4 separate regions of the Mus musculus genome follow, and all the other regions are linked to region 3. A link is a loop called in an ENCODE intact Hi-C map of the cell type or tissue named here. Cell type or tissue: left cerebral cortex. All regions are shown on one strand. Links, peaks and the distances in the headings refer to the core of each region. The heading gives the core; the rest is flanking DNA. Region 1 holds the start of Cenpc1 (centromere protein C1). Region 2 overlaps Gnrhr (gonadotropin releasing hormone receptor). Region 3 holds the start of Ythdc1 (YTH domain containing 1). Region 4 holds the start of Uba6 (ubiquitin-like modifier activating enzyme 6).

Region 1 (7,728 bases), core at 1,239-6,238, 740 kb after region 3:
GGACAGCCAGAGATTTTGTCTTGAAAAGCATATAAATAAATAAATAAATAACATGTATAAATATATAAAACAATATATAATATATAAATGTTTCACTGATATAAAATATGTTAATATATTGCATATAAATATGAAACATAAAAATAAATATATATGTGCATGTGTGTGTGGTGTGTATGCATGCATATGTGTTTACAACACATAACTGGGGGGAAAAACAGCTTTAATTTTATCCATAAGTTGGAATATTTGAATGAATTACAAGTCACACAGTCTCAGTTCCAGTCAGTTTTTATTGACTCTGGTAGGATGAAAGTATTTTCAGTAGAGAAAATGGAAATGGTTGTAATAGGATCCCAGGGATTCCTAGGTACTCATTGTAGGGTTTCTTCCCTTGCCCTTTACCCTGTAATTATTGACACAGTGAGCCTTTTTAAAAAAATCAAAACATGCTTTCCTGAAGTATTTGGGTCAGGAAAAAAAAAGAGGAAGAATCACTGTTTAAGAATTTAATTTGCTAGCCTTAGCATTTTAAGTATTGAATGAAGAATTACTCTTAGCTGCTAAGAGCTCCTCTTAGCTATACGTTCCTACTATTTTAGAATGTATCTTGTTATATATGTAGAATAATATGGGAGGTTATGGATCTCCCTTTCCCCCTTTTGAAGACAGGGTCTCATTATGCAACTTGATTGACTTGGAACGTACTTTGTAAGCCAGGGTGGTGGCCTTGCACTCCAGAAGATCTATCTGCCTGCCTGTGCTGAGATCAAAGATGTACACCGCCACACCCAGCTGAGCTTGTGGTTCTTGATTGACAACTGGTCGTGGAGCACCTAGATTAGTAAAGAACACTCCCGGATATGTCTATGAGGACATTTACAGGGAAGCTTAACTAAGAGGGGACGACTCCCTCGCACATACCAAGGAGCCAGGATGGAATAAAAGGGGGTGTGGCTGCTCCCTGGCTTCTGTGGTTTGTGTGTCTGCTGCCATATCCCCTCTGTTATCATGAACTGACACTTCTGAAACCGGGAGCAAAATAAAACCCTTCCCGTTACGTTGTTTCCTCAAGTGCTTGGTTACACTGTTGAAAAGTCTAACCCAGAGGGCAAATAGATCCAGAACACCAGTTCCCAAATCAGGACAATCGCAAGCTACAGTTAGCTTTAACAGAAACTAAGAATTCAGAATGATAGATACTTTGGGGCTAGAATAATAGTTATGTTATTGTATGAGTCAAATTTTTAGAAAATATATTTTTACCACTACAAACCCAACATATACAAGATTCAAGTCTTTATTGTTCCTTTGAGATCATTCAGTTGGTCCTGCTGGAGGAAACCGTGGATTGAAGCTTCACTGTTTCACAGCCATTTCCCCTGTTCCCAGAGTGAGGCTCTTATCTGTAGAAGCAGGCAGAAGAGAAGCACAATCATTTCTTACTGCTGCCTTTGCTTTTTTTCCTCCCAAAGAAAGGGCAGGGATGAGTCATAGGTGTCTGACTTTTCCATGGTAACAGGGTGGGAGGGTACAGTGTCTGGTCACTAGCTTCATGGATGCTGACAACTTAGCCAGGGGGCATCAGTTAGTGTTAGGTATGAGGTGGTCAGCCTTGGTGTGGCCTAGCATTCACGGAGCCTTCCGTGAGGTGGCAGTTTTGTAACTCCGGTGACTTCCTGATTGCATTTCCTTTATGTTCTTTAGAGGCCAACATTATTATCAGGTTCCTAATTTTTCGATTTGCCTCAGAACTGCTTTAGTGTTTTAGTGTAGCTTTAATTGCACTGTTTTTGTTGTTGTTGTTGTTGATTTTTTTTGACCCTGGTCCTCTAAACCTGCCCCAGAGCCACTGTTTTACCATTCCTTCCAAGATTGTCTAAGCTGTTAAATGCTGGATGGCGCATGGGCTTTAATAGGAATGACTGATTACAGTCTTTTTAATAATTCCTTCATTGGCTATAGAATTATTGAAATTTTATTGTAACACCAGAAGTGTCCCATAATGAGATTACATTTTGCTCTTCTCAACGTATTTTTCAATATAATAAAATTTCCCCTAATCCAGCTACAATTTCTGCCCCATAAGGTTGCTGGCATTTTTTTCTTTGTGTTTTCTCTCTTTAACACGCTTTTATTTTTATGTACTACCTGTGAGATAAAGTTTGGCATTTTATCATTTATGGTTTCCTAGGGTCATTTTTTTTTTAAATTTATTGGATATTTTCTTTATTTACATTTCAAATGTTATAACCCCTTTCCTCGTTTCCCCTCCGAAAACCCTCTAGGGTCATTTTGAATGAACAAGTATCTGCAGATGATCCAAATTTAGGACATAGTGTGCCATTTTGCCTGTAACACTATCAGGGAAATCTGGAAGTCATTTATGCGCAAGGCAAGGGTAACCACACACGCAGTTATTGTTGCCTTCACAGAATCAGAGATTATGCTCTGTGTGTGGCCGTTGCTATAAGCTAGGCAGGTAAAGTGCTCCACCAGGCTGGTTTTCATGATGTGCAGGGGTGGGGTTGAGGGGTGGAGTGAGAGTTTCAGGTCCCAGCACACTTTCCCCTTTATGCCTTTCTGGGCTGTGAACTTGATGAGGGTCTTAGAAATCAGATGCGTTCGGCCTGGTGGGCTCTGCTCTCCTCTCCTCATTCCCTGTGGGATGTTAGCATTTTGACGACAAAAAGCCCCACTGGCTGTCCTGTTTGATCATCCTCAGTATTTCTTCTGATGATACCTTTCTGGAAGTTCCACTTGGACTTTCTCGAGCTTCATCCTCTGTGGGGAGCGGGGCAGAATATTTTCAACTATTCCAGGTTGGGCAGCATCAGCACAATTCGAAGGAAGGTGGAAGGCGATCAACTTGCAAGTCATCCTGGATGCCATCACCTACCTGAGAGGTCACACCCTGTGTATTAGGGCTGGTCTCTCTGTGTCTTGAGCAGCTGAGAGACTCAAACCCTCATTGCCAACTTTGTTTATTCTCCTGGACAGCAACAGCTTCCTGATGCTTGTTGGTTCCAAAGGCACCAAAGCAAAAACCCCCATGTTTACTCTGAACGTTTTGATGTGATTCTCTAGAGTCGATTCACTCTCAACTGCTTTTTCAGCAAACAGCGTCTGCATGTTGAGCAACTCAAGCATCTTGCCCTTTCATTTTGGTCACAGGTCTTGTTCAAAATTCCCACAAAGTGTCGTGTTGCAACCGAGGACAACCGTCTCAAAATGATTTTCAACGCAGGAGAAAGTCTCCGTTTCAGCCGCCAGGGTCGGCTGACTCCTCTTGGAGATTTATCGAGTCGTAGCTGTTGTACAGTTTGCCTGGACTCTGTAGCTTCCCATTGGAGAATATGATAAATAAGTAAGTTTGCAGCACCTCTGCTGCCCTCTGGCGGATCTGACTGGCGAGCCGGGCAAGCGTCGCTGCAATCATGAGCACATTCAGCTCATATGGAGCCCCATCATTCTAAAATAATCTACACTAAAAAGAGATTTATTCACTTTATAGGTATGATTGTTTTGTCTGCTTGCCTGCGAGGACATCACGTGCGTGCTTTTTGCTAGCTGAGGCCGGAATAGGTGTCAGATCCCCTGGAACTGGAGCTACAAACGGTTGAGTTGCTTTGTGGGTGCTGGGAATCGAACTTTGCTCCTTTAAAAGTGCAGCAAGCGCTCTTGACCACTGAGCCATCGCTCCATCCCTGCAGACTCTCTCTCTTTTCTTTCCTTCCTTCTGTATGTATGTATGTATGTATGTATGTATGTATTTATGGCATTCTGTCTCCTAAGGAAATAGAGCAGCTACAGGCTGCGACCTAGAGTCACGTGGACAGGACAAAATACACATCGGTGTATTTTCCTTGTTTTCCAATTGGGGTCATTACCTTAATTTTCGCATAAGACAGAAGCAGTCACTTTCTCTTAAAAACATTATGTTCGTTCTACTGATATGCATATATAATTTATGCCTTTGCTTCATAAATAATTTTTAAATACTTGAAAAAAGAATAGCATTACTATTTTCAGAGATACTGTATAGATGGGCGGGTTGCAGCTGACGAATCTGCGTAGTGTACTCTGCTCAAAACGCCAGCAATTTCTACCTGTAATCCTTTTTAAGTATTACCTATTAATCCGTAGTAGAACTGCTGGGATGTATTATACATTTATCTCAAGGAGCACAGGTGGTGCTCAACACCTGCTTTCTAAATACGAGCAGTCATAGACGCAACAAACTGTCTGAAGAAAGTAGAACAGGAGAGTCCACACAAAGCCCGGACAAGTCGACCGGCGAGGGGAGTGGCGAAGGGTGAGAGGCGTGGCGACCGGCGAGGGGAGTGGCGAAGGGTGAGAGGCGTGGCGACTGGTGAAAGGCGTGGCGACGGGTGAGAGGCGGGGCGATGAGTGGGAGGTTGAGACGCGGGCGGAAGAGCAAGGCGCGCTGGGCAGGAGGGCGGGGCGAACTGAGAAAGGCGGGTTGATAGGTGAGTAACAGGCGAATGGGCGGGAACAAGAGCCGGAGTCTTTAAAAAACGCCAATTAACGGCCGGCTAAGCTAGGCTTGTGCGCAGGCGTGGCTCGTTTGACTTTTATTCATTTATTTTTCTTGGTGGCTGCTGTTTATTTACGGCTGAGTGTTAAGTGCGGGTCGCGCAGCTCTGGGGACGCCTCCGTCCGCAATCTTACTCTAACCCTCCTGGAACCCTGGCCGGCTTGGGTTTCCCTCTCAGGCCTCCGTTTGACCTAGTGGGCCGGAACCATGGCCTCGTTCCATCTGGTAAGTGCGGGTCTGGATCGGGCCTGCGCGATGCGTCGCTCGCCCTGTGCTGGACCGGGTGCATATCCGGCTTGTCGGGGTGGGGTGGGGTGAGGCTTGTGAGGGGTGCGGAGGCTTGTGAGGGGTGCGGAGGGATCGGGTAGCGGGTGCCTAGTCCCGCCTGTCTGGGTGGGGTGGGGCTTGTCTGGGGTGGCTTAAAAGCTGCACAGGTAACAAATCAGGTGTGCTGGTGTACTGGTAGTGGAAGTAACTGGACTGTTACTGGTTCACGTCGTAAGCTCATCCATCCGTGCCTGCTCCCCCCCCCCCCCCCCGGAAGAGATTCCTTCATTTCTACATTTCAGCCTTTTCCCGTTTTTCAGTCTTCCAAATACTCATGACTATTGTACAAGCCAGTCTTGATGGTCTGGAAAACCTCGAGTATTAATTTCGAAATACTATTTTATGTGAAGAGTCTAATATTTATGGGACACCTGTTAATGATAAAGCTTTATACAAGGCAATCATATTTTAAAAGGTGCCAGCTTTGAATGTTTGATGTGGGCCACGACTTGCCACTTTATGTCTCTTGACACACTTGATATTCATTCCAAGTTTTGTATGATTACTATGCCCTATTTCCTCCCTAACTCAGCAGTTCAATTTATCTTTGAAAGAAAACCTTCGTTGATGGTTTCTATCATGTAGTTGTGTGTGTGTTTATGCATGCTTAACATGTATGAAAAGACAGTTTAGTCGAGCATCGAACTTTTTATACAGAAGAATAACAAGAACCAAGGCGAGATACATCCACCGAGTTACAGTGACACAAAACATAAGGAATGTATACATCAAAAGAAGGCAGGGACCAGGCCACTGCCACTAAGAAGGGAGCCTGGTGTAATGCTAGTCTATTTATTGTTAAGCCCACCACTAGGGGTTCTTAGTAAATGCCTGATTATGTTGTTTCTTTTGGACCTAGTGAAGAAACCTGTCTCGGGGATTCCCTAACTCTTTCATGGTAAACCCACCTATTCCCTAGGCCAGTGTGAATTAGAAGTAAATTTGAATGTTACTGAATAGATAACCTTCTTACTGAATTCCAAGTTTGTCGGCTTCAAGGATTTTTTGGGATGTCGGAACACTGGCGAAGGCTTAGTTATGTCAGAATTCAATCTTTAAAGGCACTTATAATAAAATAATACTAAAAGAGAACACATGGATCCATACACCAGACTAACGTGGGGATAGGGTATGAGTATATGGGTTATGAGAATGCCAAGATACCAGGAGGTTGGGATTCCTTGAAACTCTTTGCCTTGTGAGTGCTTCCAGGCCTCTCGGAGTGTGTGTAGCACCTCCTGATTCATTCTATCCTCTACTCTTAGACAAGAGTCCCTGAGCTCTGTCTGATATTTGACTGTGATCTCTGAGTTTGTTTCCATCTGTTGCTGGATGAAGCTTCTCAGGAGACAGTTATAGTAGGTTCTATTGGCAAGCATAGCAGAGTATTAATAATAGTGTCAGAGATTGGCTCTCTTGAATGGGGTGGATCTCAAGTTGGGCCAGTCATTGGTAAGCTGTTTCCTCAATTTCTGCTCCATCGCTCTATCTTTATCTCTGTACATCTTGTGTATGTAGGCAGGGCTAATTTCAGGTTTTGTGAATGGGTTGGTATCCTTATCATTCCACTAGGGGTCCTGTCTGATAGGATGTGGCCACTTCAGTTTCCATATACCCTACTGCTAGGAGTTTCAGCTAGGGTCACCCCCATAGACTCCAGGGAGTGTTGTGTGCCCCACCCCACCCCAGTTCTCTAGCTAGCCCCAGAGATGCCCCCCACCAGTTTCTGTTCACTTTCCCAGCCAACCCTATGCATCCTCCACTCTTCCCACACCCAATCCCCATTTCTGTTCTCCTCCCCTCTCCCACCCAGTTCCCTGCCTCCATCCATCTCTATATTATTTTCCCTTTTGAGTGAGTCATGCATCTTCCCTTGGGCACTCTTTATTACTTAGTTTCTTTGGTCTGTGGATTGTAGCATGTTTATTTTGTACTTTATGGCTAATATTCATTTATGAGTACATACCATGCTTGTCTTTCTGGGTCTAGGTTACCTCACTTAAGATATTTTCTAGTTCCATCCATTTTCCTGTAAATTTCATTATGTCTTTGTTTTTAGTAGCTGAGTGGTATTCCATTGTGTAGATGTACAACATTTTCATTATCCATTCTTCAGTTGAGGGACATTGAGGTTGTTGCCAGTTTCTGGCTATTATGAGTAAAGCTGCTATGAATGTAGTTGAGCAAGTGTCCTTGTGGTATGATGGGGGCATCATTTGGTATATGCCCAGGAGTGGCATATATAGCTGGGTCTTGGAGTAGAACTATTCTCAGTTTTCTGAGAAACTAACACATTGATTTCCAGAGTGGTTGTAATAGTTTTGCATGCCCACCAGCAATGGAATTCTTCTTTTTCCACATCCTCGCCAGCATATGCTATTTCTCATTTCTTTTCTTTTCTTTTTCTTTTCTTTTCTTTTCTTTCTTTTTTTTTCTTTTTTCTTTTTCTTTTTCTTTTTCTTTTTTTTTTTTTTTTTTTTTTGAGATAGGGTTTCTCTGTATAGCGCTGGCTGTCCTGGAACTCACTTTGTAGACCAGGCTGGCCTCGAACTCAGAAATCCATCTGCCTCTTCCTCCTGAGTGCTGGGATTAAAGGCGTGCACCACCACACCCGGCTTCGTGTGCTATTTCTTGAGTTTTTTATTTTAGCCATCGATGGGTGTAAGATGGAATCTCAGAGTCGTTTTGATTTGCATTTCCATGATGATTAACGACATTGAACATTTCCTTAAGCACTTCTTGGCCATTAAGAGATTGAGAATTCTCTGTTTAGCTCTGTACCTTATTTTTAAATTGGGTGATTTGGTTTGTTGGTGTCTAATTTCTCAAGTTCTTTTTATATT
Region 2 (5,000 bases), core at 1-5,000, 610 kb after region 3:
TGTGAAGAATTATGCTAAATGCCTTTATATGGAATACTTCGTGAATGTTCCCAACAACGATATAAATTATGTATATTGTTCTTAGTTTTCACATGAAGAAATTGAGCCCATGAGTACTAGATGAGATGCCCAGGGTATTCTGATGAGTAGAAATTTTAATATAATACAATTAATTCTATAGGCAAGGTATAAATTACACTACTCCATTTGTTCAGATGGCTATTTACCTATCCACATCTAGGAATCCAATTACTATTGGACATAGTTAAAAAATAAGCATAAAAATTACATTCTTTTGGCATGTGCATGGAAATCTTTACCCATATGATATAGAAATAAATATATAAAGAAGACATACATTTAGTGCTGTGTGTGTGTCTGTCTGTGTGTGTGTGTGTCTGTGTGTGTGTGTGTGTGTGTGTGTGTGTCTGTGTGTGTGTCTGTGTGTGTGCAATTTCAGGGATGAGCCTGTACTTGGTACTAGATACAAACAGGAGACTCACCCCTTAGAAAGACTAATTCTCCTTCTCTCTGTTGTTAATTGTCTGTGGTTCTTTGTTTAAGAGTGGGAGCTATGAGCTCTCCCCCTTCCAAATTAATGTGTCTATTGATATCATTTTCAGGCCTTTTTTATGCATCTCTGTCGTTAAGGTATCATGGGTGTAGTGAACCTATCATTTCCAGGAGACAAACTCCCACAACAGACTTCTTGGTCCTTCTTCCCACCCCACCCCCACCCCCCGCAGGATAACATCAAAACTTTACTGACCTTTCAAACCACAAATTGCTAATTAAGCGTCAGGATTAAAATAGTCCGTACTCTGGTTAAGACTTAGCACTCAGAACCAGAGATCTAGGGTTTGGCTGTGAAAACCCTCTGCAAGCCTCGACACACGTACACCGTCCTCTTTGTTAGTACCTGCAGTTTGTCCCAGGCACTTCCCTGTACTCTAATTTCTCTGCTTAAAGAAACCCAAACATGACATGGTGGCATACCTGTAGTCTCAGCACATGAGAGACGGAAATTTAAGAGGTTAAAGGTCGCCATTGATAATACCTCTATCCAAAGCCAAACCAAAAATAGAATTCCATGTAGCTCAGGGCTCTGCACAGGTTATTGTCCCATTAAATGTCCACTCTGTAGACAATAAGCACACAGTGAGGCCTGGCACCAGACTTGATATCCTAAGGGCCAGGGATCTGTGAATGGTGCCCACAGCACTTGTAGTCAGAGCATTTAATTACTACACTCCAGCACAGTAGGCAAAGTCTAGCCCACAGGAAGGAAAACTTAAAGTTACAAATGTATATAAGGGGAAAAAGTATACAGTTTGTATTTATGGATGTATGACTATGTACTTATGGGTACAAAGAAAAGTGTGCCTCAAATGTTCATAATAACTATGATTGGGCTCCAGCTAGCGTTAGCTTCATAAGCACTAGTCCAGGGGCTTTGCAGGAAACAACTCCATCGTCATGACAATGCCACCAGAAAGAGTCTATTATGAATTCTACTATATAGCTGAAGAAACTGAAGTTTAAAAAAAAAAAAAAACACTAAAAAAACTAAAAAACTAAACCCACATTTAGGGAAATTTAAGCTGTGAGCTGTAGTTGGTTTGGTAAACTGCAGATAGAAGATCATATTCTAAGAACAAATTCATCTCTTCAATTGCCTCCAAAAACAAGAAACAGAATGTTCTGGATTATAGCAAAATGAAACAAACACTGATAAGACTGTGAGTCATGGAGAAGGGAAAAAAAAAATAAACAGAAACTGAAGACAGGATCCAAGGACAAAGGAACCGCTGAGAGAGAAGTGGGTCTCTGTGTTAATCACCGGAATGAACACAGTGCGGGGGTGGAGGAGATCAAACCAAGGCTAAAAGAAATGAAATTTACAGGTAATATTTGAATCTCCATATACCTTCCTGAACTTCTAGTGTAAAAATAATTAGTCTGTATGTATTATGATTATTACATTAAATCCATATTATCCACTTATTACATTCCCAGACGTGGACAAAATATCATATTCAAGAAGAAGTAAGTATCTTCAGTTGCTTGTGAGGAAGGGAAACCTTGGGTTCTTGATTGTGGTAAAACAGAGACTGACAGAAACAAGAATAAGAGAGAAAAATATATATTGATCTGCTTTAAAACTGCGGCTTAAATCAAGCCAAGGCAAAAAGGCCTATGAGATAACAATCAACTCCGATTATAACGTAGGGGAAAATCAACCTGGATCTTAGGATAAAAGTAGCTGACTCCTTTGGGGCTGCTGGTTTGGGGATGATGGTATGATCCTTTGCTGCCCTCTAGTGGATTAATTTAAACTTTATTGTCCGCTTGACAAAAGATCTGAAATTGAAATGTCAATGTTGTAAGTACAAATATAAGATACAAATTGTTTCTCTATTCCACAAAGAAAAAGCATTTTTCATAATCCTTTTTGTAAAAAGCACACTCCACTTCTACCCCATAACCTTCCAGAGTAAAGAAATCCAGAACGAACTGCAAAGAAAACTAAAATATCTTATTCAATGGAAAAAATATAGCATATTAGCCACCATTTGATTATATCAAAAGCATTTGTTCAAATTTACTTGCTATAGATTTTTTTAATGTGTTTCTTCTCTTCTTTGTATCTGCACAATGTTACCAAAGGATGCTTGAAAATGACAAACATTTTTTAAAATGTGCTTTATGGGTCAAAAAAAAAAAAAAAAAGAATGCATGTCTACTAGAATTTTGATTTTTGTTTTGTTTTGTTTTGTTTTTTGGGACTCGGTTTTATTTGTGTGCGGTATGCTCATGGAGGCCACAAGAGGGCACTAGATCCCCTGAAGCTACAGCTTAGGGCAGTTGTAAGCTGGGAACTTCAGCACTGTTAAGTATCCAACACTCCAACCCTGGAGTTCATTTTCGAATATGACTTACAACGTTTTCATGAATGTATTCAAGCTGGGTTTTTTTTTTTTTAATTTAAAATAAAGACATCATTTTAAAAGAGGATTTCACACTCAGAGCAAGGTTGCAAGGGCTTGACGATTTCTTGGCTACCTTTAACCTATATGTCACCAAGTATTAACATTTTCTGTGCTATTCTGTCCTACTGCTGTAAAAAGACACTGTGACCAAGGCAACTCTTTAAAAAGGAAGTGCTGGGCTGGGGCTTGCTTGCAGTTTTCGAGAGCAGGTCTATGATCTTCTCGGTGGAAAGCGCGTAGGCGTCATTCTGGAACAGGAGCTGAGAGTTTGTCTGTAGTCAGCAGGCAAAGATTTGGGGAAGGACTAGGCCTGCAGTGGGCTTTCGAAACCTCATAGTCCACCCTCAACAATGCACTTCCTCCAGCAAGACCGCATCCCTCCGTCCTTGCAAACAGTCTACCCGGGAGTAGGGTTGCAAATAGAAGCGCCTGTGAGGGCCATTCTCATGCAAACCACCACAGCTGTCGCCGCTCTTCAATGGTTGCGAGTTGTTTAAAAGTTGGGGATATGGTATTTCTTTACCAAGTGTTGACGACGAGATCTCATACACCCCCACAACAGGGGTATTAAAATGAGGAATTAGCCCCTAGAAGGTACTATCATCTAATCTATATGCCCAATTCAAATTTCATCTGTCGTCCTAATTGGTTTCCTGCTCTTGAAAAAAAAAATTGTACTTAAATAACTTTTAAATAATGTATTTTGATCGTGTTTCCCCCTCCCCCAATCCTCCCAGACCTTCCCCAATTTCTGATCTTTTTAACAAAAGGAAACACAAGGCTAAACGGTGGTTTCTATGCCATTACCGAAGTCCCTTTCCCTGGAACTGTTCCTGTCTCCTTCCATGTTTTATAAGAGTGATACTTTTGAAGACAATGGGCCATTTGCAAATTGCTCCCCACTTTAGGTTTATCTATACTATAGCTTAAGTAAGCACACTGAAGATGTAATGTTGGTTTCATCTCAATGCATTGTCTAAGGAGACAAATGATGTCAACTTGTCCTCTGATGGTAATTACATGGTTATTTCTCCATTATAAAGTTGTCTTACTCTTTATGATGAGTAAGTGTCTAGGAGGTGATACTTTGATATTTTCTCAATGTCCTATTCTCAAAATTTCACTGATTATTTTTTGCCAATTATTGATGATTTTTGCTGAAGCCGGTATTACAGTGATTGGCAAACAACTCCACTGTATTTATTCCCTTTACTTTATAAGCATCCTATATTAAAGAAAAGCTTTTAGTTATGCCCATTTTTGTTTTGTATAATTTACATCCACGTGGGTTCATGGATTCTTGCTTTGTTTGATAGTTTATCACTACTTTTTGTTTGTTGGTTTTTAAACAGAGTCTTGCTGTGTGGCTGTGGCTGGCTTGGAACATATGAATCCTGAGGTCTGCTTGCTGGAATTGGAGGACTGTGCCACCAAGTCCTGTTTTTTATCATTACTTTTGATTAGTTTCTTTCTTGTTGTTTGATTATTAAACTGTCTCGGATTTCTCCAGCTGGATTTTAGTCTCTCCTTCACACCCAAGTCTTCTCTAGACAGTTCTGGACACTTGCAAGGCCATCTGAAGAACATACTGTATTTTGTCTGCCTCAGGCTTTGGTCCATCCACTCCAGCAAGCACTAGATTCTTTTGGTAAAAGAAGGAATTTGGAAACCAAGCTTCAACCCGCCCTCTAGTGCAGAACTGAAATAAATATAAACATATAAATACACAGACACAGTCACAAATAGGCTCTTACCTACTCTTACTGCTGTATAGTCTCCCATCATTCACTCAGCCACTGTTCTGTAAAAGGTCATGTCGATTATTCTGACACTTCTTGGTTCCCAATAACGCGCCATCAGCGAAGGATCTCCTGCACAATTCTTTCCACGTAATGGTTTTATGGACGTATGTTGAAAGTAAATCTCTGGGTATAGGATTGATGATGAATAAATGCTGTCTTAGAATTGTCCAGAGGAATAGAATCAATAAAATGTATCTAGAACTCTAAG
Region 3 (7,728 bases), core at 1,074-6,073:
CATGAGAGTAAGTAAAACTCAGCTCTGTACTTTACAATGCTTATGCTGTTATTCATTAAAGTCGAACCACATAAATATTTAAGGAACAGAGGACACAATACTTTAAAAGATACCTACAAACAAGACAATCACACCCCTTGCCCTCCTGAAGCTTTCGATCTGGAAATGTAGACAATTACTTACAAAAGCAAAAATTCATACACATTTTGGGTTAACTATTCTTTGTAGACTATATCCTGTAGGGATTCAAATAAAATTCATGTAAAATGTTTATCAGAAAAGATGTGCATTTCTTCATCATAGAGAAAAATCCATGGAATACACAAGGTGCTGTTGTTTCCCAGTATTATTTTTAAAAAACTCACATTAACAGTCAACTTTTTGGACAAATCAACACAAAAATAGCAGGGAGCTGGTAGACTATCCAAGTATAGAGGATTAACTGAAACATTACAGGAATTGATGTTTATTACAAAGCCCAATAAATTAAGAATTCCTATGACTCTAAAATTCATTGTGATTAACACGCATAATTGCAACTTTCTTATTTTCTGAGACTTGTTTTTTAATCAAGAGTTTCCAAAAGTTATGAATTTATTAAAGGCTTAAGTTTTAGCATGATTAAGATTCCTTTTTATGGGACATTTCTCTTCTCCCATAAAAAGGAATCTTACCTGCTCCAGAACTCATTCTGTAAACCAAGCTGGCTTTGTACTCAAGAGATCTACTTGCCTCTGCCTCCTAAGTGCTGGGATTAAAGGCCTACATTGCCACCATTATGACTAAGATTCTTATAATCTTCGTACTTTCCTGTTAAACACATAACAAATGATACAAATTTCTCTTAACATTCTCACTTTTCTTTAAGTATTACTTATTCGGTTTTTTTGTTTTGGTTTTTTGTTTTTTCGAGACACGGTTTCTCTGTGTAGTCCTGACTTGTCCTGGAACTCACTCTGTAGACCAGGCTGGCCTCGAACTCGGAAATCTGCCTGCCTCTGCCTCCCAAGTGCTGGGATTAAAGGTACTTATTCGTTTTAATACTGACTTTCATAGGTGAGTGACAATGATCAAGTAACACTAAGCACTTCCAGTAGGTATTTACTAGCTGCTAGTATAGAGAAATAATCTTGATTTTAACTATAAAAAAGTCACTTGTACCAGAAAATTCAAATAAAGCACAATTAGAAAAATTAAGTTTTAAAAAACTATTTCCAAATATTCTAAGCATTGGTGACGAATGACATCACAACTCAATAATCGAGTTTTTGTGTTTAAAGTGCATCTTCAATATTAAGTCCACTTCTAAAAGCAAATGATCATTACTTCACTGTGCATTGTTGTATATTACTGATTTCTAAATTATCTTCACTTTAATAGAAACTATACTGACAACTGAATTTTAATCGCTTTTGTGTTTGGTTCATCTACCATGGCAGCCACCAAAACTACTAAGTCATAAATCTTATCCTGCCAATCAAAGGTTGAAAGGATCTTCAGGTTTTTTTTTTTTTTTTTACAACTGACTTTATATAATAAGATAGTCCTTTATTCACTATCAGAATTCTTCCTTCACAGTCCTTCAGAATGTCTCGAGGAACAGGTTTAGTTTCAGAATAAAAAATAAACTGCAATGTGTGCATCGAGAATTGCTTCAACTGGGCAGTGATGGCACATGCCTTGCACTCAGGAGGCAGAAGCAGGCAGATCTCTCAAGTTTGAGGCCAGCCTGTCTGCAAATCAAGTTCCAGAACAGGCAGGGCTACATGGAAACCATGTCCCTAAGGGGGGGGGGGGGGGGAGGATGCTTATGACAAAGACAGATCTTTAAACATATTCCCACTCAAGACAGACCAGAAAAGTGGAAAAAAGCTTTAATGACTGTTCAGCCCACTTAACAAATCTCCACCTCAAATTTAATGAGCCACAAGCAGAGATTTGTGAAATGCAGGGCAGCAAGTGTGCACTATTTTCTTCTAAGACTGTCGCGATAGTCCCAGAGCTGAGAACTCTCTCAAGACTGCATCCCATCTAGACGAGTATCTTCTATGGTCTGGATCCTATACTGGCATCTGTGGTCTCTATATAGTATTTCAGAAGAAATGACATTTTATCAACTAAAATGTTTTCTTTTTATCTTTCCAAGTCTCTCTAGCCTCCACCTACGTATTCCTCGCTGAATCTTTTGAGAACTCTGCACTATTCTGGGAGATCCGTTGCTAGGACTTTTGGAAGAAGGGGCATGGGTGTTTGTTTGTTTGTTTGTTTTTTTCCTAATATCTTTCTTTCCAAAGTAAATACTCGAGGAATAAAAGAAGCGATTCTTAGCTTATCCAAAAGATCAGTGAGAAGCTACTTACAGGTATTTCTCATGATTAATAATCCACCTGAATGAATTAAACTAGTCTACTCACTAGTCTAACAATGCTAACTGTGACGTTATTTTCGAAAAAAGTCAACCAAAAAGACGACAGTTCAGAAAAATACGCATTACATCCGCATAATCCGGCCAGGAAACGTGCCCGGGGGCAAGTTCCTCAAAGCAAGCCCTCTCCCAACCGCTCCCGGGAGTGACGAGAGAAGCAAAGCCCTGGTCGAGGTGGGAGCCGCCGCAGAGACGAGGACGCCGGGCCCAGCAGGCCAGGCCTCGCAAGGAGCGGGTCACGATGCGGCCGCCTGCTCTGCGCGAGGCCCTAACCTCCCGCCTCGCCCGCAGGCCGCGGCTCCTAGGTCCCCTCGCCCGGCCGCCCCGAGGCCCCGTCCTCCACACTCACCTTTCTCCTCCCGGCTGTCGGCCGCCATGGCTGCCCTCCGGCTTCCGCCGCCGCCACCGCCGCCGCCGGGACGCGAGTCGCGCGGGCGCCGCAGACGCGGCCGCAGGCGCACGAGTCCGTCCGTCAGTCCGTCCGGCGGGCCGCGCGCTTCGACCTGACCTGCTCCACTCAGCTTCCTACGCGCAACCCTTCCTCCCGTGCTCTGGTTCTCTTCCCGCCTGGCTCTCTGGCCTCGGTCGGCGCGGGCTTCAGCCTTCCTGTTGGGGTTCGGCCACCACAGAGACAAGGGGGAGGAGAGAGACACAGATGGCGACGCCGGGCGGCGCTAAAATGGAGCCTGCTTCCTGCGCGAAACAATCCCGCTCCCGAAATGCCTTGCGCTGTTTACGCTCTGTGCCTCTCGCGGAACGTCACAGTGCGGGGAACCGGGGCGGGGGCGGAGGCGGGGACGGGGACTGGAGCGAGAAGCGGGACGTAAGAGGGCGTGACTTCGGCACGTCGTCCCGCCCCGCGCGCAAACTTGACGTCCAGGGAACCGCCCTCGTTCCAGAGGATAATCGGTATTTAGGCTTCTCTGCTGTGCTTCCTACAGCTCAAGGATGCAGACATCTCACCAGAAACGTTTGGAAGGCCTTGAATGGTTAGTGTGAGACACCATCAGAAAGGGTGTTATGTCTTTCTTTGGTTTTACGAGACAGGGTTTCTCTGTGTGGCCCTGGCTGTCCTGGAACTCACTCTGTAGACCAGGCTGGCCTCGAACTCAGAAATCCGCCTGCCTATGCCTCCCAAGTGCTGAGATTAAAGGCATAAACCACCACTGCCCGGCTATGTCTTTTTTATATATTTAATTTTCTTTTATTTGATTAGTAGTGTCTACTACTTCTTTTTAAATATTGTTCTAGGACCAGGGGTTAAGAATAGCTTTATTGTTGGGTGGTATTTGGGCTCATCTTTAATCCCAGCACTGGAGAGGCAGAGGCAGAGGCAGAGGCAGGAGGATCCCTGTGAGTTCGAGGCCATCCTGGCATACAGATTGAGTTCCAAGACACCCATGGCTACACAGAAACCCTGCTTCAAAAATAAACAAACAAATGTGTTCTCCCTCAAAGGAAGTCTGAGTTTATCTTCTAGTTAAGGCAGCCAAGGTTTGAGTAAACAAATTGAAAGTTGTGCTGACGCCAGGAGTGGTGGTGCACACCTTGAAACCCAGCATTCTGAAAGCAGAGGCAGGGGAATCTCTGAGTTAGAGCCCAGCCTGGTCTATAGAGTGAACAGTACTGGGATAGCCAGGGCTACAGTGAAACCTTAGCTCAAAAGAAAAACAAACAAAAAAAAATGGAAAGGAAGAAAAAAGACAAAAGGGAAAAAGAAAATTGTGAACTTTATTAAAAAAAAAAAAAGCTAGCTAGAAAAGGGTGATGCATACCTTTAATCCTCCCATTAGGGAGGAGGCAAGCAGATATCTGAGTTCAAGAACAGCCTGGTCTACAAAGCAAGATCCAAGACAGCCAGGGCTACACAGAGAAACCTTGACTTGGAAAACAGAGAGAGAGACAGACAGACAGACAGACAGACAGTTGCTATAGTGATAAGACCCCTTTTTATGGAGAAAAGCTAGTACAGAGGCCCTCCTGTGGAGGTGAAGACTGATGGTAAAAGATAAGAGACAATAACAAATAAGCACTAATTGTCTTCGGAAAGCACATACAAAGACTTTATGAAGATCTGAGGGGCATTCCAGTAACCAGGAATGGAGGTGAATGAAGATCTGCGGGGCATTCCAGTAACCAGGAATGGAGGTGAATGAAGATCTGCGGGGCATTCCAGTAACCAGGAATGGAGGTGAATGAAGATCTGCGGGGCATTCCAGTAACCAGGAATGGAGGTGAATGAAGATCTGAGGGGCATTCGAGTAGCCAGGAATGGAGGTGAATGAAGATCTGCGGGGCATTCCAGTAACCAGGAATGGAGGTGAATGAAGATCTGCGGGGCATTCCAGTAACCAGGAATGGAGGTGAATGAGAAGACAAGTACTGAGATGATGTTTGACAAAAGTCACTGCCCACTGGTGGTGGCATCACATGCCTTTAATCCAAGCACTTGGGAAGCTGAAGCGCAGATCTCTTGGATTTTAGGCCTGCGTAGTCTAAAAGCAAGTTCCAGGACAGCCAGGGCTACACAGAAAAACCAAACCAAACAAACAGTAGTACGAGATCTTCAGGGAAAATAACTTGGAGTAAGCCTACTGAAAGGTAGGAAGTGAAAACACCCTGGATACTCCAAAGAACCATCCTATAGAATGTAAAAGCAAGTCTACACACGTAGACTTGTAGTTTGAGCTGCTTGTCAGAATCCCTTGGATGATAGTAGAAGACCAGCCAGTCACATTTACCACTTTTGGTTTTATTTCTTGGGAAAGCCTCACTTTCTCAAAAAGTATATTCTTGACTCTCTAGAATTCCATGACCCTCATGCGTCCACCTCACAAGAGCCGGTACATCCTAGCATACTGGGGTTTATAACACTTGGATAGAGAGAAACGATCACTTATTCTGTCTTTCCCATTCAAATTGTAACTTAGAGGTACCAAAATAAGTAACTGGTAATGCCAATGTGCCATAGTCAAAGAGCCATACAACTAAGACATCACCATTTTGCAATCACTAATGAAATAAACATCACTGCAACTAGCTATGTGTAATACATTATATGTACATATAGTAATTAAATAAAACTGGGTGTGGTGGCAGAGGCCTTTAATCCTAGCATGGAGGAGACAGAGGCAGGCAGATCTCTGAGGCCAGCATGGTCTACATAGTAAGTTTCAGGGCAGCTAGGGCTACACAGGGAAACCCAGTCTTAAATAAACAAAAGACAACAGTAGAAAATCAGATGCTAGGTGCCTCCTCGTATTAGGACTTCTATCTATGGTGACTCGTTGTATTGTCAATTTGACTAGACTCTGAATTATCTAGATTGGTGAGGCACACTTGGGTGTTGTAAGTTATGGTATCTGCTCAGAAGCCCCAAGACCAAATTCTCAACAAAAAGGAGATATTTACTTGCCTCAGAAGAGCAGAGGTTAAGAGATAGAGGATGTGGAAGAAGGAAAAGGGGACAAGAGAGAGGGTGCAGGGGTATTTGTCCTGGAAGAGAAAGGACTGCCTGTAGATAGAAAACAGATGTGGCTTATAGGCAAATGGCAATTTATAAAGGGAAAAGGGAAAATCCCATATTAGAATGAGGTGTTTCATTTTAATTGGGCATGTTAATTAGGTGAGATAAAGAAAGCTTTTGATTGCTGCTCTTCAATACTCATAGCTGGACTTTGGTAGTCAGCTTTAGGAGGAAGAAGTGGCCAAATAAGTAATTAGACCTTGGTGGCTAGTTTTAGGAATGTAATCTAATGGTTTTCAGCAAGACTAAAGAAATGGTATAAAAGGGCAAGGCCTGCCAGAGCCTCCCGCTCAAGTGGGATCGTGTCCCTTCAGGTATGTCTGAGGTGTTACATAACAGTAGTTTTCTCTGACAAAGTGTGGAATAGAGACTGAAGGAAAGGCCATTCAGAGACAGTCCCACCTGGGGATCCATCCCACATACAGTTACCAAACCCAGACACTATTGCTGATGATAAGAAGTGCTTACTGACAGGAGCCTGATATAGCTGTCTCCTGAGAGGCTGTGCCAGAGCCTTACCAATACAGATGTGGATCTTTGCAGCCAACCATGGAGCTGAGCAGTGGGACCCCAATGGAGGAGTTAGAGGAAAGACTGAAGTAGCTGAAGGGGTTTGCAACCCATAGGAAGAACAACAATATCAACTAACCAGATACCTCAGAGCTCTCAGGGACTAAACCACTAACCAAAGAATACACATGGAGGGGCCCATGGCTCTAGTTGCATATGTAGCAGAGGATAACTTTATCTGGCATCAATGGTAGGGAAGGCCCTTGGTCCTGTGAAAGCTCGATGCCCCACAGTAGGGAAATGCTAGGGTGTAAGATGTGAGTGGGTGGGGTAGGTGGAGGGGAGCACCCTCATAGAAGATGGAAGGAAGGGGGCATGGGATGGGGGCTTGTGAAGAGAAAAACAGGAAGGGGGGATAACATTTGAAATGTAAATAAATAAAATAACCAATAAAAATTAAAAAAAAAAACAATTTCCTCTGAGATTGAAACATTCCATCCTTCAGGGACAGAAACAGTAATCAGAAAGAGTAAACAATTCAAACTAACTCAGGAAGTCCCTGAAATTTACCACATTCTCTAGGGTCCTCTACCTGCCAGAGAAAACAATAAAAGGCATGCGTCACTCTCAGACAAGCCAGCCTTGCAAAGAAGACTCTGAGACCAGATAAGCTGCCTGAAAGAGATTTAGAACCACTGAGATACTTAGAACAGACATTCCTTTCCAAACTTTTGAGCTGCCTACAGGCTGGGCATTGTGTCCCAGGTTCCCAGCTTTTGTGAGCTGTCACCCATGCTTGGGAGGATTTTGGTGATATACCTGTCTTTGAGTCATTTCTGCTCCTATAAGTAATCTCAATAAAACTCATTGGTTCACCAACTTACTTTCTTTGGGCTGTCATGTGTTCCCTATCTGGGGATGAATAGACATCTCCCCAAGAAAAGTTGTATCAAATAACATGAGGGTATTTGAGACAATTTACTAAGAAGGAAAGTGACTCCTTCTATCTGAGTCCCCCATCTCACTGGCCGAGGCTGGAATGGAATAAAAGGAGGACAAAGAAGGTGGCTCTGGGTGCATATACCACACTTACTTCTGCTTCTTGTTCCCTCTGACATAACCTGCTCTACCGTACCCTCTCTAGCATGATGGACTGAACCTGAGAAACCAGCAGCCACAAATAGTTCCTCCATATGCATTGTTTTATTAGGAATTTGTGAGGCAATTAAAAACCACCCTAATATGCTATCTATAATCTTGCAAAAAG
Region 4 (7,728 bases), core at 1,068-6,067, 630 kb after region 3:
CATTTTTCCAGCACCTTAGCTCTGTGGACTACAAATACCTGTGCAAGAAAGCCTCCATTGATCCAGTGACTACTGCACTTTCTGTAAGAGTTTAAACTACAGTTGAGTTTATGGGGGAATAGTCACTGTGGCTAAAATCTCAATCTCTTAAATAAGGACTGGGTATTGTTTCAGGGGGCTGCTCAATTGCCTCCCTTCCCCAGTCAGAACAGATAGATCCAGATGAAACGACAGCATATTACCCAGAAAAAAGATATGAAAATTTGAAGGCCCATTTAGGGATTTTCAGGGGTTTTGTCCTTATTAGTCAAAAGGTAAATGTGACAGTATAATTGTTACATTTTTCTCTGCCAACACTGTCACGTACACAATCAAACAATTAAAATGCCCTGAACGGGCTGGAAAGTGGCTCAGTGGTTGAGGGCACTTATTCCTGTTCCAGGAGACCTGGGTTAGTTCGGAGCATCTGCACCCACAGAGAGGTTCACAGCCAGCTAGAAATCCATTTTTCAAGGTATCCGATACAGCAGGAACACATGCAGTGTACATATATACATGCAGGCAAAATACACACATAAACTAAAAACCTGTTTTTTAGAATGTCCTTGAAACTGGTATTTAAGTTGCAAGCTTATGGCTATTGCTCTTCTTTTATTCTATAAACCATTTTAAAACTATTCCAAACACTGTGATCTTCAATTGCTGTAATCTGTGTAGGCTCTTACATAAACCCCCCTTTCTCAAGACTACAAAGTGCCCACAGATTTTGTATCTCTTATAAGGAAGGGCCCACTCTGGTTCTGGGAAAATTGGCTCTTGCTATGCCCTTATAGGACCAGAAGGATGACAGGGATCTCTAAGCTTTCATCTCTGAACAATGCAATCTTCAAATTCCATCACCATGAATATGGTTTCAACATCTGAATCTGGGTGATGTAAGCACATGCAGTCTGCAACATACATATTCCGATCCACAGCTCAAATCAGTGCATAACTATTAAGGTTTTAATAAAGACTTTTCCTTTACAAAAGAATTACCTCTGGGTTAAACAGTTAGCTTTCAACCAGTTCAAATTTTAGAACGTCCTTGGGAAAAGATCTTGCTCAAAATTCAGGAACATATGTATTAATGTGCTGACTTGACATTAGTAATCAATTTTTAATTGTGAAATGGGTGGTCCAGTCTCTCAGAACACCAGGCTAGGAACAACACTGAATTCTAGCCCTGGTTGTATGAAAAAAAATGATATGAATTTATTTGAGCCATTTAATCTCTGAGTCGTCTTCTGTAAGTCAAAGAAATTATATATTGAGCATCTTTACTGTGCTATTATTTAATAGTTCAGAAGTATGAAATAAGAGAAATAGACTTGGATATGTTCTGTTATTATAGAAACAATATGATTGTTGGTTATATATAATTTATAATGTAAACATTTTGATTTACAGAATTTGCACAGGCATATGTGTTTCAGGAAAATACACATCACAGTATTCACCTACAAAATTTGGTAATATCAGCTCATCGTAAATGTTTCCTGTTATCCTGGAATGGATTCTGAGGGGAATGGTTAGCAGAAAAACCTGTGGTATCTTAGTAAAATGTATGGATTTAAGTATCACACAAATATCAATTTCTAAGTCATGAAAAATGCACCCAAATACAAAATGGGCAAGTTATTTGAAGAATTCAGATAAATTCTCTATTATCTTTCTAAATTTTCTGTAAATCTGAAATTATTCAGAAACAAATGTTTGCAAGTAGAATGATTACATGCAGCGTTAGGATGCAGCTCAGCACAGACAGAGACAAGAAGACAAGAGACAGCTAACACCAGGGTTGAGAACGAATAGGAGTGGACATGACAGGCATTGAGCCATACTAGTAGTATTAGTATTTTACTTTTTTTAAATCTTTTTTTTTTTTTTTTTTTTTTTTAACAGTCCAGTCCCCCTCCAGGTCTGCCCTCTGGCAGTTCCTCATCCCATTCCTCCTCCTCCTCCTCCTCCTTTTCCCTCTTCGAGAGGATGCCCCTCCCCCACCCTTCCCCACCAGACCTCCTCACTCCCTGGGGCCTCAAGTCTCTCACTCAGACCAGACCTGGCAGTCCTCTGCTGTACATGTGTCAAGGGCCTCAAGCTAGTGTATGCTGCCTGGTTGGGAGCCACATTTTTTTTTTTTTTTTCAATCAAGCCATACAACAGGGACAGATAGTTTTTAAGTTAGAAAAGTTTCCCTTAAATCCATGGTCTCCTTGGACTAAGGAAATAAAAATTTATTTTCCCTAATAGCAGTAACAGATACAGAAAAAGTCAAGACACAAAGCTAGTAAAAAATATAAAAACATGCTTTAACATACAGCAAAGTTCCTCTGCCCGGAGAAGCTACTGTGTTCTCACTGATAATGCTGTGACTCTTTCATACAACTTCTCGTGCTGTGGTGACCACCAACCCTAAAATCATTTTTGTGATTTCAAGACAATTTTGAAGTAAAACCTGTTATACTTTACAGAACGCTGCCCTATGTCTATAATCAAACACGGATTTTTAAAATTGGGCTAGTGTTTCGTCAAACACATCACCAGTTAGAAAGATTCTTAATAGCTGGGCGTGGTGGCACACACTTAATCCCAGCACTTGGGAGGAAGAGGCAGAGGCAGGCAGATTTCTGAGTTCGAGGCCAGCCTGGTCTACAGAGTGAGCTCCAGGACAGCCAGGGCTGCACAAAGAAACCCTGTCTCGAAAAAAAACAACAACAAAGATTCTTAATTGTACTGTGTGTACACAATTGTTTTCTAAAAATGGTAAAATGAGAATGAATGAAAAAAAAGAATTAGATGAGAAATCGGCAATCAGAGAACTGGTAATATGAGTTACTGGCTGTATGTCTTTGATCATATCATTTGAGTTCCTTGTTTTTCCTCCCTTAAAATGAAAGTGCCAAATTTTACAGCTCTTTTTAGTCACTTGACTACAGAGATCAGTAATAGATGTTCAAAACAATTTAAATGGAATCTTTAAGTGGAATCCCAGCCTGGAAATGTCCTCTTTTTGTTGTTGTTGTTCAGAAAAGCGATCTCCTCAAGGCACTGTAACAGTTCTGGATTTGCAAGGCAACAGCATCTGGTAGCTGTCGAGCCCCCTGGAGCGGTACGCTCTCACAGCCGGAAGTGACGCGTTTTGGTTCCGCGTTTGCCCTCAGCGCTCAGCAGCCTTCACGTAGGCACTCCCCTCACCTGCAAGGAAGCGCGCCCCGTTGCCCCGCCCCAACCGGAAGTCAGGTGTCCCAGGGGCTGACTGGAAACCCTGTCCTGGGCGTACTTTTCCCCAGCTCCTCCCCCTGGTGACGTCGCCGCCCGCCCCTTGACCCTCGCGGCCCCGCCCCCTCGCCTGCCTCCCCGCCTCGCTGCAGTCAGTCTGTCGGAAGGCGATGGAGCGGTCCGAGCCGTTGGCTGTGCTTTCCTGTGAAGAGGCGTCCTGCTCCTCCTGGGGAGCCTGCGGGTGAGAGGCCTGGCCCGGGGCAGGCTGGGCGGGAAGGAGCGGAGGAACGCCGACGCGGGCTCCGTTCTCGCGTTCCGGCGGCTCGGAGCGCGCGGAGGCCACGGGGCCGCGCGGAGCCACAGGGAGCTAGCGAGGTGGCGAACGAGCGAGCGAGCCGGCGGGCGGTGGGTGTGGCGGCGTGGGCGCTGCCCTCGCTGCTCCAGCTCCGCTCCTCTGAGGAGACCGGCTCTTCCCGGGTCGGGTCCAGCATCCTTCCCTCAGGTCACTACTTCTGAGCGGCCAGTCATTCAGGAGAGGGTTGTGGCCCCTGTTGCTTGGCACACTTCCTTCAGCGCCACGGAGCACTATCCTCCTCCAGCCGTGCTCCTTAGGAAAACTGTTCTTGAGAGCTCAAGTCAGGATGAATCCGTTGCAGTGTGGACACCCCGAGAATCCTCTCTGTTTACTACGGGGGTGTTGGAGCGCGGGGCGGGGCCCAAGGTTCCTAGGATTATTTCCCGCTGAGGATCTTGGAGTTTTTCTTTCTCAGCCTGCAAAAATTCCGGGGTTGGGGTCCTGGTATACTCTCTCCAGTGTTTGCGTTAGTTCTCTTTTGGTCATCTTACAGTTAAGAAAGCCCCGCTTGTATCCTACCCAGTATATGACTATTACATACCAAATATAGAAGTGATGGATTTCTTACGTTACTAGCTTTACATTGCACATTGAGACATATACTTCAAGGACTGGATGGAAGTATTGTCTGCCCTGGCCAATGCTGCCAAAATCGACTTAAGAAATATTATTGAATACAAATATCTGCCCCTTAGTTGCTCTTACAGATGATTTGTTATTGTTGTTGTTGTTGTTGTTGTTGTTATTATTATTATTATTATTATTATATTGATTCTGAGGCTGGCTCCAAGTTTGCCAAAGATGGCTTCCTCCCTCCTCGTCTGAATTTCTGAGATTACAAGTATGTGCAATCAGGCGTGACTGTTTTTGAACATATTCTCGAAACAATCATTGAGACAGAGCTTTTTAAGTGTTGGCCATAGCCATTAAGCGGCTGAGCATAACCCCGTTCTCATTTTTAGTCAGAACTTTAATCCACCTAAGTCATTGTGTGTAACATAGAATAGCAAGTGCAATAAAGTGTGTAAAATAGAAACAAAATGATAGGATACTACAGGTTTATATATAGTTTTAGTATATGTTGTGTGAATATGCTGACTTTATTATATGAGGTGCTTACAGTGCAGTTAGTGTCTGGTTGCTCTAAAAATCTCAACAGCAAGCACTGCACATAGCAACAGTTAGTGAAATTAACTTCAACACATTTTAAAACTCTAAGGAAGATGATACCTAAGAAAACATACATTTTGTATGGAAGGACCTTGTCTAAGGGTTTCTATTCTTTTTTGGTTTTTCGAGACAGGGTTTCTCTGAATAGCCCTGGCTGTCCTGGAGCTCACTTTGTAGACCAGGCTGGCCTCCAACTCAGAAATCCGCCTGCCTCTGCCTCCCGAGTGCTGGGACTAAAGGCGTGCGCCACCACGCCCGGCTAAGGGTTTCTATTCTTGTACAAAACCATGACCAAGAAGCAAGTTGGGGAGGAAACGGTTTATTCAGCTTACGCTTCTCATATTGCTGTTGATCACCAAAGGAAGTCAGGACTGGAATTCAAGCAGGTCAGGAAGCAGGAGCTGATGCAGAGGCCATGGAGGGATGTTCCTTACTGGCCTGCTTCCCCTGGCTTGCTCAGCCTGCTCTCTTATAGAACCCAAGACTACCAGCCCAGGGATGGCACCACCCACTAGGGGCCCTCCCCCTTTGATCACCAACTGAGAAAATGACCCATAGCTGGATCTCATGGAGGCACTTCCCCAACTGAAGCTCCTTTCTCTGTGATAACTCTAGCCTGTGTCAAGTTGACACACAAAACCAGCCAGTACAGACCTTTAGTAACTTGGGAATCTTGTTTCATGCACAATTGAATTTCACATTATAGAGTATGAATAATTAAAACCCATATTTGCTGTTTAATAGTTTGGGTTTTTTTCCCCCCTAGTGCAAGTAAAAATTTACCTACCATGACAACAGAATCTTTGGAAATCGATGATGGATTATACAGGTAAGAACTTCAGAGACTAAAACCCACCTTTTATAATGGTTAGTATAGAATCTCATAGTCTTTTTTGATGGCTATACCTGTGAAGAATTTCATATGGATATCCTACAAGTTCTTTTAAATTAAAATTGAGATTTTTGTGGGATTTTCTCACGTTATATATAGTATGAAAGTTTTAGCATGTAATTTTACTCTCTAATAAGAAAGTAAATGTCTTGAGTTTAGAAAATAGGTTTTACTACTATTCTTGATAGTGTAGGGGTTTCTTCGGTTATGCAGTCAAGTTTAGAGGAAAATTATTTTAGTGAATTCTCAAGAAAATACAATATAGATAGTAGAGAAATTCATGACAGTTATAATTTGGATGAACTCTAATGAGTTTTTTTTTAAAGTGAGATATACCTTGAATAGGAAGAGTCTTCTATTCATTTATTTAAAGGTCCCTTATTGGTGGTACTTTTGAGGAAATATAGAAACTTAAGTAGGTAGAGCCTAGAGAGAGGAAGAAAAGATCACCTACGGTGAGCTTCGAAAGGTTAGCCCTGGCCATTAGTTCCTTAGTGTCTCTGCTGCTGGCTATGAGTCACTGTGGTACATTTTCCACCTGTATGAGACCAAGCAACCATAAATGAACTCTAAAACTGTGACCCAAATACATCTCTTTTTTTTTTCCTTTTTCTATCCAGTATTTTGTCTTAGAAATGAGAAAAATAATTAGTACATCATTTTACACTGAAAGTGATCCTAAAGCAATAGAATTTTCTTAATTGTGATTGTGGTTGTTAATTTGGTTTGTTTTAAAGTTAGTTAAGACTCTCCTCTGGATAGTATTGAGAGTACTGGAATCTGTGCTATTATATTAACTGTTTGTCTTAGTCAGGGTTTCTATTCCTGCACAAACATCATGACCAAGAAGCAAGTTGGGGAGGAAAGGGTTTATTCAGTTTACATTTCCATATTGCTGTTCATCACCAAGGAAGTCAGGACTGGAACTCAAGCAGGTCAGGAAGCAGGAGCTGATGCAGAAGCCATGGAGGGATGTGCCTTACTGGCTGGCTTCCCCTGGCTTGCTCAGCCTGCTCTCTTATAGAACCAAGATTACTGTCCCAGGAATGGTCCCACCCACAAGGGGCCTTTTCCCCTTGATCACTAATTGAGAAAATGCCTTACAGTTGGATCTCAGAGGCATTTCCTCAACTGAAGCTCCTTTTTCTGTGATAACTCCAGCTGTGTAAGTTGACACAAAACTAGCCAGTATACTGTTCAAAGTCGATTCACTGATACTCCTAACTTAATAAGTTTGAGAGTCTGAGAATTTAGTGACTCTTCGAGACTTCTGGAAGACTAAGATATATAGCGATGCTGAATCTGCTGCTCCTTGCATCTTAAGACCATATAACAAAGAAGAATGAACTCAGATTAAGTTCTCAGCTTCAGGTGTATATAACCAAATCTCTGCGGATTAGAGAAATGGTTCAGTGACTGAAGGTGCTTGTCACCAAGCCTGACAACCTGAGTTAGTCCCACATGATGGGAGGAAAACACCGACTCTGTAGACATTGCCCTTGGACTTTTCCATACAAACTTGTATACTACAGCAGTATTCAAACATACATACACTAAAATATTTTTAGCAACCAACTTCAGGGAAATTAGTATGCTAGAGTAGAGTTTCCATATATTGGACACCTATATTGGGAAGATCTGGAAGGTTTATCTACCAATACTTTAAGAAACACGTTTACGAGGGGAGCATGAACGTCTATGAAGAGCTCTGTCAGGTCTCTACATGCCAAATGGTACAGTGGGAAATGCTGTCATTTGACTGGGAACTGGGTTGCAATGAGACCTGGGGGTGGAAGGGTCAGGATCCTGCAGGCAGCGTCTGACAGGGCTATACTCAGAGCGGTGAAGATGAAGCTTAAGCTCTAGTCAGTTATCTGGATTGATGGAGAAGCCAGTACATGAAAAAAATGTATGTTCAAGAAAGGTGCAGTCAGTACTTAGAGCCAACAAGAGAGAGACTAACTATGTAGTTCCAGCTGGTAAGGGCAGGGCTGGGTAACAATCATACCATGTGCAGCAGATGCCGGACAAAGATCCAGTGTTTTAGGGT

The links. Peaks named below come from ENCODE experiments on the same cell type or tissue, not always from the same donor. Only the 100,000 strongest peaks of a DNase experiment are listed, where the experiment ranks them.
Region 1: it touches region 3 in a loop (3-fold over the local background); 14 of 42 quality-filtered maps call a loop at or near these places.
Region 2: it touches region 3 in a loop (2.3-fold over the local background); 22 of 42 quality-filtered maps call a loop at or near these places.
Region 4: it touches region 3 in a loop (9-fold over the local background); 20 of 42 quality-filtered maps call a loop at or near these places.

The regions. Positions count from the first base shown.
Region 1 is chr5:86,062,383-86,070,110 of GRCm38, reverse strand. It overlaps Cenpc1 (centromere protein C1), which reads left to right and starts at 4,528. Exons shown (of 19, transcript NM_007683.4): 1 at 4,528-4,783. The coding sequence starts at 4,766. In left cerebral cortex, for the core only: CTCF peaks have their summits at 3,401 (motif pointing left) and 5,703; DNase peaks (open chromatin) are centred at 3,393 and 4,439; H3K4me3 peaks cover 2,856 bases; H3K27ac peaks cover 1,029 bases.
Region 2 is chr5:86,188,820-86,193,819 of GRCm38, reverse strand. All of the region lies in intron 1 of Gnrhr (gonadotropin releasing hormone receptor), which reads left to right. Among named protein-coding and RNA genes, the nearest start is that of Gnrhr, 6.6 kb to the left of the region's middle. In left cerebral cortex, for the core only: CTCF peaks have their summits at 2,318 (motif pointing left) and 2,839 (motif pointing right); DNase peaks (open chromatin) are centred at 2,300, 2,849 and 3,219.
Region 3 is chr5:86,799,638-86,807,365 of GRCm38, reverse strand. Ythdc1 (YTH domain containing 1) reads right to left here and starts at 3,100. Exons shown (of 17, transcript NM_001347375.1): 1 at 2,775-3,100. The coding sequence starts at 2,802. In left cerebral cortex, for the core only: no CTCF peak of the experiment used is centred there; DNase peaks (open chromatin) are centred at 2,140 and 3,177; H3K4me3 peaks cover 2,183 bases; H3K27ac peaks cover 1,804 bases.
Region 4 is chr5:86,168,442-86,176,169 of GRCm38, reverse strand. Uba6 (ubiquitin-like modifier activating enzyme 6) reads left to right here and starts at 3,427. Exons shown (of 33, transcript NM_172712.2): 1 at 3,427-3,502; 2 at 5,553-5,615. The coding sequence starts at 3,432. In left cerebral cortex, for the core only: no CTCF peak of the experiment used is centred there; DNase peaks (open chromatin) are centred at 2,651, 3,253 and 3,915; H3K4me3 peaks cover 2,121 bases; H3K27ac peaks cover 1,449 bases.